Linked DNA regions of Homo sapiens: region 1 is linked to region 2. Evidence: chromatin contacts called from ENCODE Hi-C or POLR2A ChIA-PET data. All regions are on one chromosome and are shown on one strand. The core of a region is the stretch at or near the end of the contact, and the rest is flanking DNA. Distances in the headings are between cores, read along the strand shown.

What was found. A loop is a pair of places that touch in the nucleus more often than their neighbours do. ChIA-PET counts read pairs that join two places held with the same protein, here RNA polymerase II (POLR2A). Pooled maps may share reads with other maps.
Region 1: a loop to region 2 is called in a map of endothelial cell of umbilical vein, with 4 times the contacts of the local background. The contact joins two enhancer-like sites. A Hi-C loop is called at or near these places in 15 of 168 maps with a recorded cell type or tissue (Caco-2, Calu3, HepG2 and 11 more) and 10 of 50 pooled maps. POLR2A ChIA-PET finds 5 or more read pairs at or near these places in 4 of 52 experiments (A549, HepG2, PC-3 and 1 more).

Annotation. Positions count from the first base shown.
Region 1 is chr6:40,995,697-41,000,990 of GRCh38, forward strand. All of the region lies in intron 1 of LOC101929555 (a long non-coding RNA gene), which reads right to left. Among named protein-coding and RNA genes, the nearest start is that of UNC5CL, 41 kb to the right of the region's middle. RefSeq lists enhancers at 1,276-1,949, 1,950-2,622. Within about 2 kb of position 4,020, at least 6 of the 41 ENCODE cell types and tissues checked have a DNase peak (open chromatin) inside an H3K27ac peak, as active enhancers do; they include heart right ventricle, where a contact is called at or near this core.
Region 2 is chr6:40,893,815-40,899,878 of GRCh38, forward strand. The region is part of intron 2 of LOC101929555 (a long non-coding RNA gene); the gene reads right to left. Among named protein-coding and RNA genes, the nearest start is that of UNC5CL, 140 kb to the right of the region's middle. RefSeq lists an enhancer at 5,687-6,064. Within about 2 kb of position 1,304, at least 6 of the 41 ENCODE cell types and tissues checked have a DNase peak (open chromatin) inside an H3K27ac peak, as active enhancers do; they include heart right ventricle, where a contact is called at or near this core.

The sequences.
Region 1 (5,294 bases), core at 2,770-5,269, 100 kb after region 2:
ACCCAGTTAACTTTGTATTTTTAGTAGAGATGAGGTTTCTCCATGTTGGTCAGGCTGGTCTCAAACTGGCAACCTCAGGTGATCCGCCCACCTCAGCCTACCAAAGTGCTTAGATTACAGCTGTGAGCCACCACAGCAGACCTTGTCCCCTACTTTTTATTTGAATGGGTCCTTGGCACCTCCCACCAATAGTACATTTGGAATGAATGCTATGTAACTTCCAAGGCAGGGTGCATAGAAGGCCATACAGCTTCAGCCTAGCTCTCAAAGGACATTTATTTTCTCTCAGAGCCTTCATGTAAGAAGTCCAATGGGTTGGGTGCTGTGGCTCACGCCTGTAATCCCAGCACTTTGGGAGGCCGAGGTGGGTGGATCACCTCGGAGGTCCGGAGTTCAAGACCAGCCTGGCCAGCATGGTGAAACCCTGTCTCTACTAAAGATACAAAAAAATTAGCAGGATATGGTGGTGCACACCTGTAATCCTACTTACTCCGGAGCTGAGGTGGAAGGATCTCTTGAATCCCGGAGGCGGAGGTTGCAGTGAACCAAGATTAAAACACTGCACTCCAGCCTTGCTCTGTCTCAAAAAAAAAAAAAAAAGTCTAACAATCCTGAGAACTCCATGCTCTCTCAGCTGAGCCCACCCGTAAGCCAGCCCAGCCCAGCTGCCAGACATATGAGTGAAAAAACTATTGGAAGTGGATCCTCCAGCCCCCAGTGGTTGAAAGCACCCCCATTCCAGTCCTCCCCTGAAAGATCCACCTCTGTGCTTTTTTCTAACTTCTGACCCACAGAATTTGGGATCACAATAAAATAGTGGTTGTTTCATGCCACAAAGCTTTGGAGCAGTTTTTTACATCGTCATAGACAACCTGAAGAACTAGTAAACTCTCATGTTGGCTAATATTCTTGGGCTCCCTTCCCCCAGGTGACCAATGCCAGGAGTGTGTGACTTGCAGCACATGTGCTGAAGGTGGAGAGAGGTAGCCTCTGCCTCCTCACACTGCACATCCCCTCACCTGCCTCCAGTGTGGTCAGTTCACATAGGCTTTCACTCCTCTGCCCAGGCAAAGTTCTCCTCTCTCCTGCCACGGTCCTTTGTTTATATCGTGAGTGCAGGCTTGTCACACGGATAGCAACCAGATTATTTATGTTTGTCTTCACTAGACTACAGGCTCTAAAGGGACACAGCTGTATTCTATGCATTTCCCTGTGCTGAGGCCTAGCACCTAGTGGGCGTGAAATAAATACGTGTGGAATGAAACTGTCAAAGACCATGTGACCAGCTGGCCCTGACCCCCTGCTAACAAGCAGCAGACCCAGAACCCCTTTCTGGTTCTCCTCCAGGCAGGGCACAGTTGTTTCCTATCTGAGCAGGCTCCATTTGCTTCACATCAGCCCAAGAACAGGGAATGGGAAATGCCTTGTGCTGCAGGAGGGAAGACAAAGTAAGCCAGAGAGCACTTGGCCATCTGGGGCTGGGAGCGGAAGAGAATGGAACCATTCTGGAGAGCCAGACATTTGTTTTGTAGTTGTTGCCTTTGTGAATGTACATGTCCTGAAACCCTGGTTAATTTTCTTGTTCAAACATTGGTTTAAAATTGCTGGCTCTAGGAGAGATACTGTCCTTCAGCAGGTTCTGTTATAAACTTTGCAACTCCAAGGTCTGATTCAGCAGCAAGCTGGAAAAGTTCCTGGTTGCTAAGAGACCAGAGAGCAAATTAGCAGCTCACAAAAGACCCAGCTAAGACCAGTAAAAAATAAGACAAACGAAAACAAGGTAGGAAATGGGCCTCCTCAAAATCAAAATAAGGTAAACAAACTGGCTAGGAAAATGTCTGATTGGAAAAGACAATTATAAGTATTCTTCATGCTGAAGTAAAATGCACTATAGGTAGCTAAACTCTATCTTTGTCTTTTTGTCACTTGAAGAAAACAGCAGGGGAGCCCCTTTCTAGTCCTGAAATTCCGGATCTATGAGTCAGAGGGAAAAACAAACTGTCCCAGTTGATAAGGAGGAAAGAAAAAAGTGAAATAGGCTGCCTCTTTTATGAGCTCTCCCTGCCAGGACGGTGAATGGGCTACCTGGGGTGGTGGCCCAGAAACATTCCTGCAAGCAAACAAAAGCCTCCCCCCAGGAAAGGTTTCTGATCACTGCTGGTCCAAGGCTCAGCCGCAACAGAGGGCTCTGACCCCCACAGGACTTGGCCAGACACTTCAAGATCCCATCTGGCAATCAAGCATGAGAATTCAGGTACTTGTAATAAGAAGGGGCAAAGAGAAAAGTACCAAATAGGTCCCAGGTATTAAATATTTATTTTGTTAAAGTGCCTCTATAGCTATGATTTTTAGTAATTTCTTTTCTGGTCAGACAATCTAGTAAAATATTATATTAAAATTATTTTTAATCAAAAACAGAAAAAAGCATGCCAATCACTTACCTCTGATGGAAATTCATTCTCCAAGACACACAGTTTTCCTAAGAACCTACTGCTTAGCTGGACAAAATAGTAGGAAAATGCTCCAAGTGGAAATTACCAGCCTCTTGAGGGAGGAGCTTGAAAATCTTAAGTGATCACAGAAAAGTCACAGTCATCTGGGTTTTGGAGACCAGAGAAGAAATGAAGAAGGGCAAAAAAAAAAAAAAAAAGAAAAAAAGAAAAAGATGGGGTGTGGGGAGGAAGATGGGGAAACATGGAGCTACAAATTGGGAGAAAATTAAGGCAGCCAGTAGGCATATGTCAGGGAGCTATGGCGTGATATGCCTAAGAACTATGTGACTGAATAGCCTCCACTTATCAATATTTGTTGGACAGCAAAAGGATTTCAGAATATGATGGATCCAACAAGCATGAAATAATCTTTAGGGGAAAAAATTACAATTCCCCACATGGCAGCTTCCTTCAGATCTTTTCTGACAATCCTGTTTGTCAGATTTCTAAATCGCATGCAACTGCTATATTTTAGGCAGAGCTGGTATCTTCCTGGAAAAAGACCGTCCCAAATATTCAGTGCCCCTCCCTGCAGGAGAAATAGACACCTCCTTTCTGATATATGCAGCTCTGGCCAAATGACTTGCTTTGGCCCATGAAATGTGAGCAGAAGTCACATGTGTCACTTTGGAGTATAAGTTTTAAGAGCTAGCACGTGGTTCTCTGGCTTTTCTCTTGCTGTCACAATGACCAGAACATGTTCCAGATAGTGCCTTATCCAACAGGCTTGGTCCCCAAGAGAAGAAAGCATGGAACAGAGCTGTGGCTGGATTGCAGTGGACACGTAGCCCAGATGAAAAATAAGTTCTGTTGTGGAGTTACCTGCAATTGCAGCAAAACCTAGCCTATGTGACTAATATACATGGCCCACGGGACTAAAAGGTGGCCAGAGTTGCCCCTCGCCCTCATTCACATTTTCTCACTAGCTGGCCACAGTCTCACCTTGAGAGGAAAGTCATTATGCTCCAGGTGGCTTTCTTAGAATTCAGATATGTTGCCTGACTGACCCAGGAAATCAGGGCTGGCAGCCCTGCTGCTGAGCGTGGTTCAGTACCCAAGAAACAGGCAAAGATGGCGCACGGAGCTGAGAGGAGACAGAACCATGAACTTCGAGTTGGAAATGCCAGGTTGGAGCTGGCTCACCAGTTCTAATTTAACCCAAAAAGAACAAACAAAAAACAAAACAAGCAAACAGAAAAAAAAAAAAAAAACACTAGACCTTCTTATTCCTACCTTTAGAACTTTAGAGAGTGTTGATATTTAAAAAAAAAAAAAAAAAAAAAAAAAGGCAAACAAACAAAAAACTGACCCCCAAAGCCAAAAGAAATAACATGTCTTTATTGAAGAAATGTCCATTCTTCCTTCAAAGCCTCTTTCCCTTAACAAACGTGGTATGCACAGCAAAATGGAAAAGATGTCAGCCTCCACAGTACAGAGGAGGTGAGAAGATCTGCTTCCCAGCACACTGTGGAAAGGCAGGGCCTGGAGCAAGGCTGTGACCTCAGCTGCACATCTGGGTCCTAAGACCACTGGAGGGAGCTGTGCTGAGTCAAGGTTAGAGAGCCCTTGGCAAGCAGATCCCCGGCAAGGCAGCCAAGTCAAAGAGGAAGTTTGAACACTTAATGGGACATCAAATGGGATTTTCCCTGCAATCTCAGAACTTCTGCTAAAAGCCCTAAAGTGGATAGCAATAAGTAAAAGTGCCCCCGCAGTCTAAAAAGAAAGTGATCAGAGGATACCTGCAGGATTTTCTCAAAGATGAGTGATCCAATCCTCCCATCCCACCTCCACCACCCCAAGAGAATACTAGAAGATTTGCGAGTCCATTGAAATAGGCGCATTTCTAAGAGTAGGGAGTTGTCAGCCTAGTAGGAAAGGCTAGGGTGTTTCTCCATCCCTCCCTTTCCCCATGAAGGCAGGAGGAAGATGTTTCTCCCATCCTCAAGTGAGGCACAAAGATCCAAGAGAACAGCAGGGAGGTCAGGAGGCCTTCGAGAGGGAGAGAGTGAGTCCAATACCCAGCTGGGTGCTGGCTGAGCCACAGAAACCAGTAGGCTGACATGGTGCTCCCCAGACAGGAGCTTGGGGCTTGCCCTTGCCCCCAGGTTCTGGAACAGGGAGGCTGGCACCTGCTTTTTGTCCAGAGAATTGTAAAGGAATGTAGGAAGCTGGCTGGGCTGGCTTGCAGTGGCAAGTACAGAGAGGGCATGAGGTGGGCATCCCTCTCATCTGGGCCACGTGACCACTACGGAATGTGTCCCTACTCTAGGTCTGATAAGACTTCCTCCTAAAAGGGAAGCCCAGGAACTAGAGGCAAGGTGTGGGGGAAGGTGGTAAAAAGCAGACTAGGCCACCTCTCCAAGGCAGACCTAGCTCAGGCTTGAGCTGAGGGATGGGGAGGGGAGAAGCATAGTGCTGGGTATGAGATTGAAGTTTTGATTTAGCCCGGCCACGACCTTTCAATGCTTGAAAGTGAGGTGAGGCAGCCAAAATAAAACTAGTTATTATAACTGAAGGTGACCAAAAAGCTGTGGGCTGTGCCTGAAACAACGTCAAGGGATGGTCCAGAAATAAGGAAGAGAAATGCAACAGAGAGCTAGAAAACAATAGTTGGAGAAAAATAAAGCCACCTCCTGATTGTACTCCATGGAGTCACATCGGTCAAAAAACCAATTACAATTGGAGGGAAATTCACCAGAGAGAGAAGTGCTGTCTAGAGAGTAACTATGATTGGGGAGAACTGCCCAAAGACATTCCATTCTCCATCTCATTAGAGTATGCATTCTCCAGGGTGTGAATGCT
Region 2 (6,064 bases), core at 54-2,553:
GATTGCCCCAAAGGTCCTGCAAGAAGTAAGAGCCAAGACCAGGTTTGAGCTCTGGTTTTCTGAATCCACATTCTCAGCTTCCTTCCCCACTCCACTGAGCTCCCCAGTAACAGTGTGGAGTTCAGAGCAGGAGGAACCGTCAGTGATCATTGATTGTGAGCTCATGATTGCACAGTGGGGGCCCAGGAGGGAATGGGGCCTCCTGCACCTACACCCACCCTTCACACACCAGGCCACCTATGCCTATTTTCCCAGGGGTTTTTGGTCTCTTGAGATTCTGTCCTGCTATCACCATTTTACTTTCTAGACTGTGTTTCCTCTTCACCTCTAAGACAGCTGAGGCGGTTTACAGCTGTTTACTAGCAGTCAGATAGAGGAGGAACTTAAGTGGAATATAAACTATTGAATTAAATTATCCTCTTCAAATGCCACCTGGTACTCACTCTACCTGAGAATTTCAATCAATGCTGGTAACTTCCTGCTCTCTAATGGAATGCACCAGACAAGTTTTTTTGCCTGCCATTTGAGCTGGGCTGCTGCTATGGCAGATGCTGTTACAGGGGACAGAGATGTTCGTGTAGACCGGCATGACAATGCGTCACCTGAAAGCATAGCTTTCTTGAGCTCCCAGCAGTGCCATTAGCAGGTTGGGAAATGGCTTCACTCCTCAAGCCTGGGTGTTAGAGGCAACCACAGGTGGGTCAGTGAGGCCCTCCAGGAGATGGGGGGTGGAGTTCTGTACTTCAGGACACCTTTTAAAGACTCAAGGAAACAGTGGTGTGGGAGAGGAAGAGTAGTGGGGAAGGAAGACAGATTCCCTCCTAGCACCAAAAAATATGGGTAAAGCTCATAACCATACATACAACACCCACTAATTACAAGTCAAAGGGATGGAACGTTGTGCCCTCCGTATTTATAAAACAGAATGTCCCTGGGCTGGGAGTTCCTGGGTTCAAGTCCTGGTTCCAACATTTATTAGCCATGCTGTCAGAAGCAGGTCTCTTCTCTGAGGCTCCATTTCCCTTTTCTGTAAAATAGCTTCCCTGCCTACATTATGGGGAATGCAAAAGCGTTTTTGACAACTTCCAAGTGCTGTACAATTGTGAGTTACGATATATTGGGCGGTGGGAGGGGCCCTTTGAGAGATATCCCTCCGGACCCCCACAGACCTCTTAATCGGCCTTTGGGTCAGGTGAAGCGGGGCCAAGGCCATTTGTATCTTGGAAGGAGGGCTCCTCTGGGACGGCCATCCTGGAAGTGACCTCTGGGAGGCAGCAGAGGAGGTGCTACGGAGCCGCCACAACTGGAGTTCACAGTCCCGGGATCCTCAGGGGACAGGGAAGGGGAAGGAAGCATTGAGACTGAGTTACTGGCACTGTTTCATAGATAGGGAAGTCAATGTGGGAGTTCCACAGGGCCTGCTGGGCCCGCGGTTGTGGGTCACCACCACAAAGCTGTGCCCTGATGCCATTCCTTCCCCAGGGCTTGGGCCTCTTCCTTTCTGCCCTGACCCTGGAAACATGATCCTTCCAAGTTCACTCATCAGCAAAATTTTCCATCCTCAGAACGGGTTTTCCGGACAGGACAAAATATGCTTTTAAGACCTTCTTCTCAAGGGCAATAGAAACTTCCTTACTTACGGCACAAGGAAAAACGAGGCAAAAATAATTACTGAGTGCCTACTATGCGTCAGCATTGTGCCAGCCAGTTTATGCACACTAATCTCATTTACACCACATAGTAACTGGCTGAAGTGAGTTAGCCCATTTTACAGATGAGGAAACTGAGGCACAGGGAGTTAAATAACTTTGACAGGATCACACAGGTGGGTAAGTGATAAAGCAGGGACTCAAACCCAGAGTTCTCTGACTCCAATATGCATGTTCTTTCTACCATGCTAATTACATAAACATGACAGAATGGTCAAGGAGGCAGAGCAGACTCCACAAAGACAAAATGACAAAATATTTGTCATTTCTTCATGCTAGAAACATTTGAATTGCTAAGAAACAGCAAAGATACAGAATAGTTGTAGGACCCAGACTTGGAGTTCTTCATACTAGTTTCCGCCTCCATTTTGGATCTCTCTATAACCAGCTTCCTGTGGCCAGTCTGTTCTTCATTGAGAATCCTTTTGCTTTTGTTTCTGTGATGTTGCCTTTGTTGAGAGTCCTAACGGAGCTCTTCCCAAGATAGCTCTCTGCTTATCTTTCACACCCTGGTCTATGCTTGCTCCCTTAACTCTTGGCAAGCCCATGCTCCTCCAGGTTTTTTTTCACTAGCAAAATTATTTTCCCTTCTTCCTTCAAAACATGATGCTAGAGCTCCAATCTTGAGCTGGGTGCTAGAAAAGGACCTCAGGGCGATAGTGATTACCAGTTAGCAAGCACTTGCTACTGGACAGGATTCATATATGCTGAATGTTCGCATGCAGTATCTCATGTAATTGTCTGAACATCCTTAGGGTAGGTGTTAGTATCTCTGTTTGATGGATTGGGTAGCTGAGGCCCAGAGTCACTGAGTAAGCTGCCCAACATCACACAGACAGCCAGTTCTCAATCTCAGCTCTGTGTGGCCCAGAACCTGTGGCATCAACCCCACCCACAGGGGATGGTCAGGAAGATAAACTGCTTCCCCATCCTCTCTACTGTGGATCTTGATTCTTACTATAAGTTAATATAGATTCTCAATATAATTTAATATACCAAATAGCTGACAGTGGGACTCTGCTGGGAAGAAGAGAAATATGTAATACGTCTGCTAGGATCCTCAGTCCATTTGAAGAGACTAACACATGAAGTGCACTCCATGACCTCCCTTGGGTCCTGGGACATTCTCGTGTGTTCCTTCCCACCTCCCTAATGTTCCCTTTGATCTCCTCCTCAAGCTGCCCTGTTAATGCTGGTGTTCTATAGGGATCCACCTTCAACCTACCTCTCTTCTCCCCCCACATCAGGGCTTAGAGATTTGAATAACCACAAGCAGTGTGCAGAAATTCACCCAGCAGGCTGAGCATTAAACAATAGCTGCTTGTACAGCAACCAAACAAAACCTTTGCCTGGCTACAGGCCTTGAACCATACCCAGCCTGATAAAGCGTCCAAACAAAACAGAACATTTTGGCAAAATCCAAACCATGCTCAGAGCTGCAGGGTTGTTGCTCTTATTTCTATTTTCCCGGGACAATTTCATCTATCGCAAGTATTTGTCTATTATCTACTTCCTCCATGATGATAACCTCTGCACCTGCTGTCTTCAGCCCAGGTCTCTCTCCTGGCTTCAGACTCTGTGCATGTGAGGGCCTGCTGACATCTCCAGCTGCCCCTAGATCCAACTTGGCCAAATTTGAATGCACCATCCTCCATTTCTCTCCATCCTCCTGCCTGTATTTATTTCCCCCCTTTCCCATCCCACTTTCTTACTTTCTTGCTTGGTCTCTCTCTCTCTCTATCCAGCCCTCCAGTACCTGCCCTAGTTCAGGCTGTTGCCCTAGTCCCCTTGAATATTGCTGTAGCCTCCTACATGGGTCCCACCGCCCCCCATCCACCCTTCTCATTGCAGCCTGAGTCACTGACCAAAAATAAAAATCTAGGGCTACCTTCAGCTCAAAATTCATAGCCTGTGGGAAAAGACACAAACCCCTTAGCTCGATATCCAAGCCCGCCCCAGCCTGGCAGCACATACGTCTAGAGCCACCCCAGGTTCTCACTTCACTCTCTGGGCACAATCAATTGTGTGTACTTGTCCTACATAGACCACAGAGCACCACGCTCCAGTGTCTCTAGGCCCACTGCTGCCTCTGCCTGGAGAACCTTCCTTTCCCACCCACCCACACTCTGCCTTTGCCGAGCCACTGCTATATATTTTGAAAACCTACATCAGTGCCACCTCCTCTGAGAAGCCTTCTCTGACATCCCCCAAGTCTGGACCAGGCACCCCTCCTGTTGAGGGGGGCGGCGCACAGTATCTAGTACCATGGCACAAGATTTCAACATTGCTTGTTTACTTGTCTGTGAACCGGAGGGCAACCGCACATGGCAGGCACTGGAGTTGTCCATCCAAAACCTAGGACCTTTTCCTGATTTTATTCAGGCAAGAAATTGCTCAGTCTTGAGGATGATCGTTATTTTTTTTAACTTTTTGAAATTTTATTTTTTATTGATACATAATAGTTGTACATACATTGGGGATACATGTGATCATTTAACACATTTGAATAACTTGTAAAGATCAAATCATCATACTCAGGATATATATTGCCTTAAATATTTGTCTTTTCTTCATGCTAGAAACATTTGAATTGCTGTCTTCTAGCTCCTTTGAAATATACAATAGATAATTAGTAGTTAACCTTTACTGTGAGCCAAGTACTGTGCTAAGCACCTTATGTACATTAAACATTTAATCCTTACATCAACCTGTGAAGTATCATTATCACCATTTTACAGATGGGAAAACTGAGGAACAAAAGGTTAAGCTCCTTGCCCAGGGTTATATAAATCAGAAGTGATGGAGCCATGATTTGAACTGTGGCCATCGGGCTCCAGAGCCTGTGCTCTTAGTGGACATGATAGACTCACTGCTTTTCCCATGAACAGCACATCACAATTGGCCCAAGGCAGCCATTTATGGCATCCCATTCTGGTTTGCCTGTGACTGGTCTAGAAACAGGCATGTGATCCAGATATGGTCACTGGGTTATAATAAGAAGGCACCTGGGCACTTCTAGGAAAGGTGTTCTTCCCCTATGGAAAAAAAAAAAAAAGAGCAAAGTGAAGGTCCCTGTTCTGTCTTGCTTCTGTCTTTGAGCATTAGGATGTTGTTGGGGGCTATGATGGCCATCTTGCCATCTGAGGGGAGATATCACTGACCCACCAAGAATGGTTCTTGATGGCACTGCTGAGCTGTGGACCCTACAGCCTCTAAGGACCACAGCCCTGGACTTCTTTCTTATTTTAGATGAGATAATGAATGCCTGCATTGTTTTGTCAGAGGTGTTTAAACTGGAGCAACTCCATCTTGAATAGAGGCTGGGTAAAATAAGGCTGAGGCCTACCGGGCAGCATTCCCAGACAGTTAGGCACTCTAAGTCACAGGATGAGATAGGAGGTCAGCACAAATACAGGTAATAAAGACCTTGCTGATAAAACAGGCTGCAGTAAAGAAGCTGGCTAAAACCCACCAAAACCAAGATGGCGATGAGAGTGACCTCTGGTCATCCTCAATGCTATACTCCTACCAGTGCCATGACAGTTTACAAATGCCAAGGCAACATCAGGAAGTTACCCTATATGGTGTAAAAAGGGGACGCATCAATAATCCACCCCTTGGTAGCATATAATCAAGAAATAACCATAAAAATGGGCAACCAACAGTCCTCAGGGCTGTTCTGCCTATGGAGTAGCCATTCTTTATTCCTTTACTTTCTTATTAAACTTGCTTTCACTTTACTCTGTGGATTTGCCTCGAATTCTTTCTTGCACGAGATCCAAGAACCCTCTCTTGGGGGTCTGGATTGGGACCCCTTTCTGGTAAGAGTTTAGGCCACTACTGGCTGAGTATTGTAACTTGCAGCCAAACCCATACACCCATCCAATGCCTAAACGGTGCCTGGCACACAGTAGGCCCTTCATAAAGGGCTGTTTAATGAAGGAAATGGAAAACCACGTGAGCATATGTGGCAAAACAGGATGAACTCAAAGCACTACATGAATATGAAGAAAGTTTCATTTTCTTGAGCCTCAGTTTCCTCATTGAGGGGGCTGGGCTCAGTGGGTTCACTTAGGCACCCACTTTCTCTATTTTGAGTACAAGAAAAGATGAAGTTTCAGGTAGGCAGGACTGACAATAAATGTTATGGGAGAAGAGACCCTGGGAATCCCTCACAACTGCACACTGCTTATCCTTGGCAAGCTGAGGGAGCCTGTCAAAGGGCATCACTTTCTGCGGGAAGGTTCAAAGAAACACATCTAAATAGAAGAGAGTATGATAAGGGACTCGCCCAGGGGCCACCCTCTACAACAAAGAACTGCAAAGACCTCTGCTCTCTTGGCCTTTGATTTAAC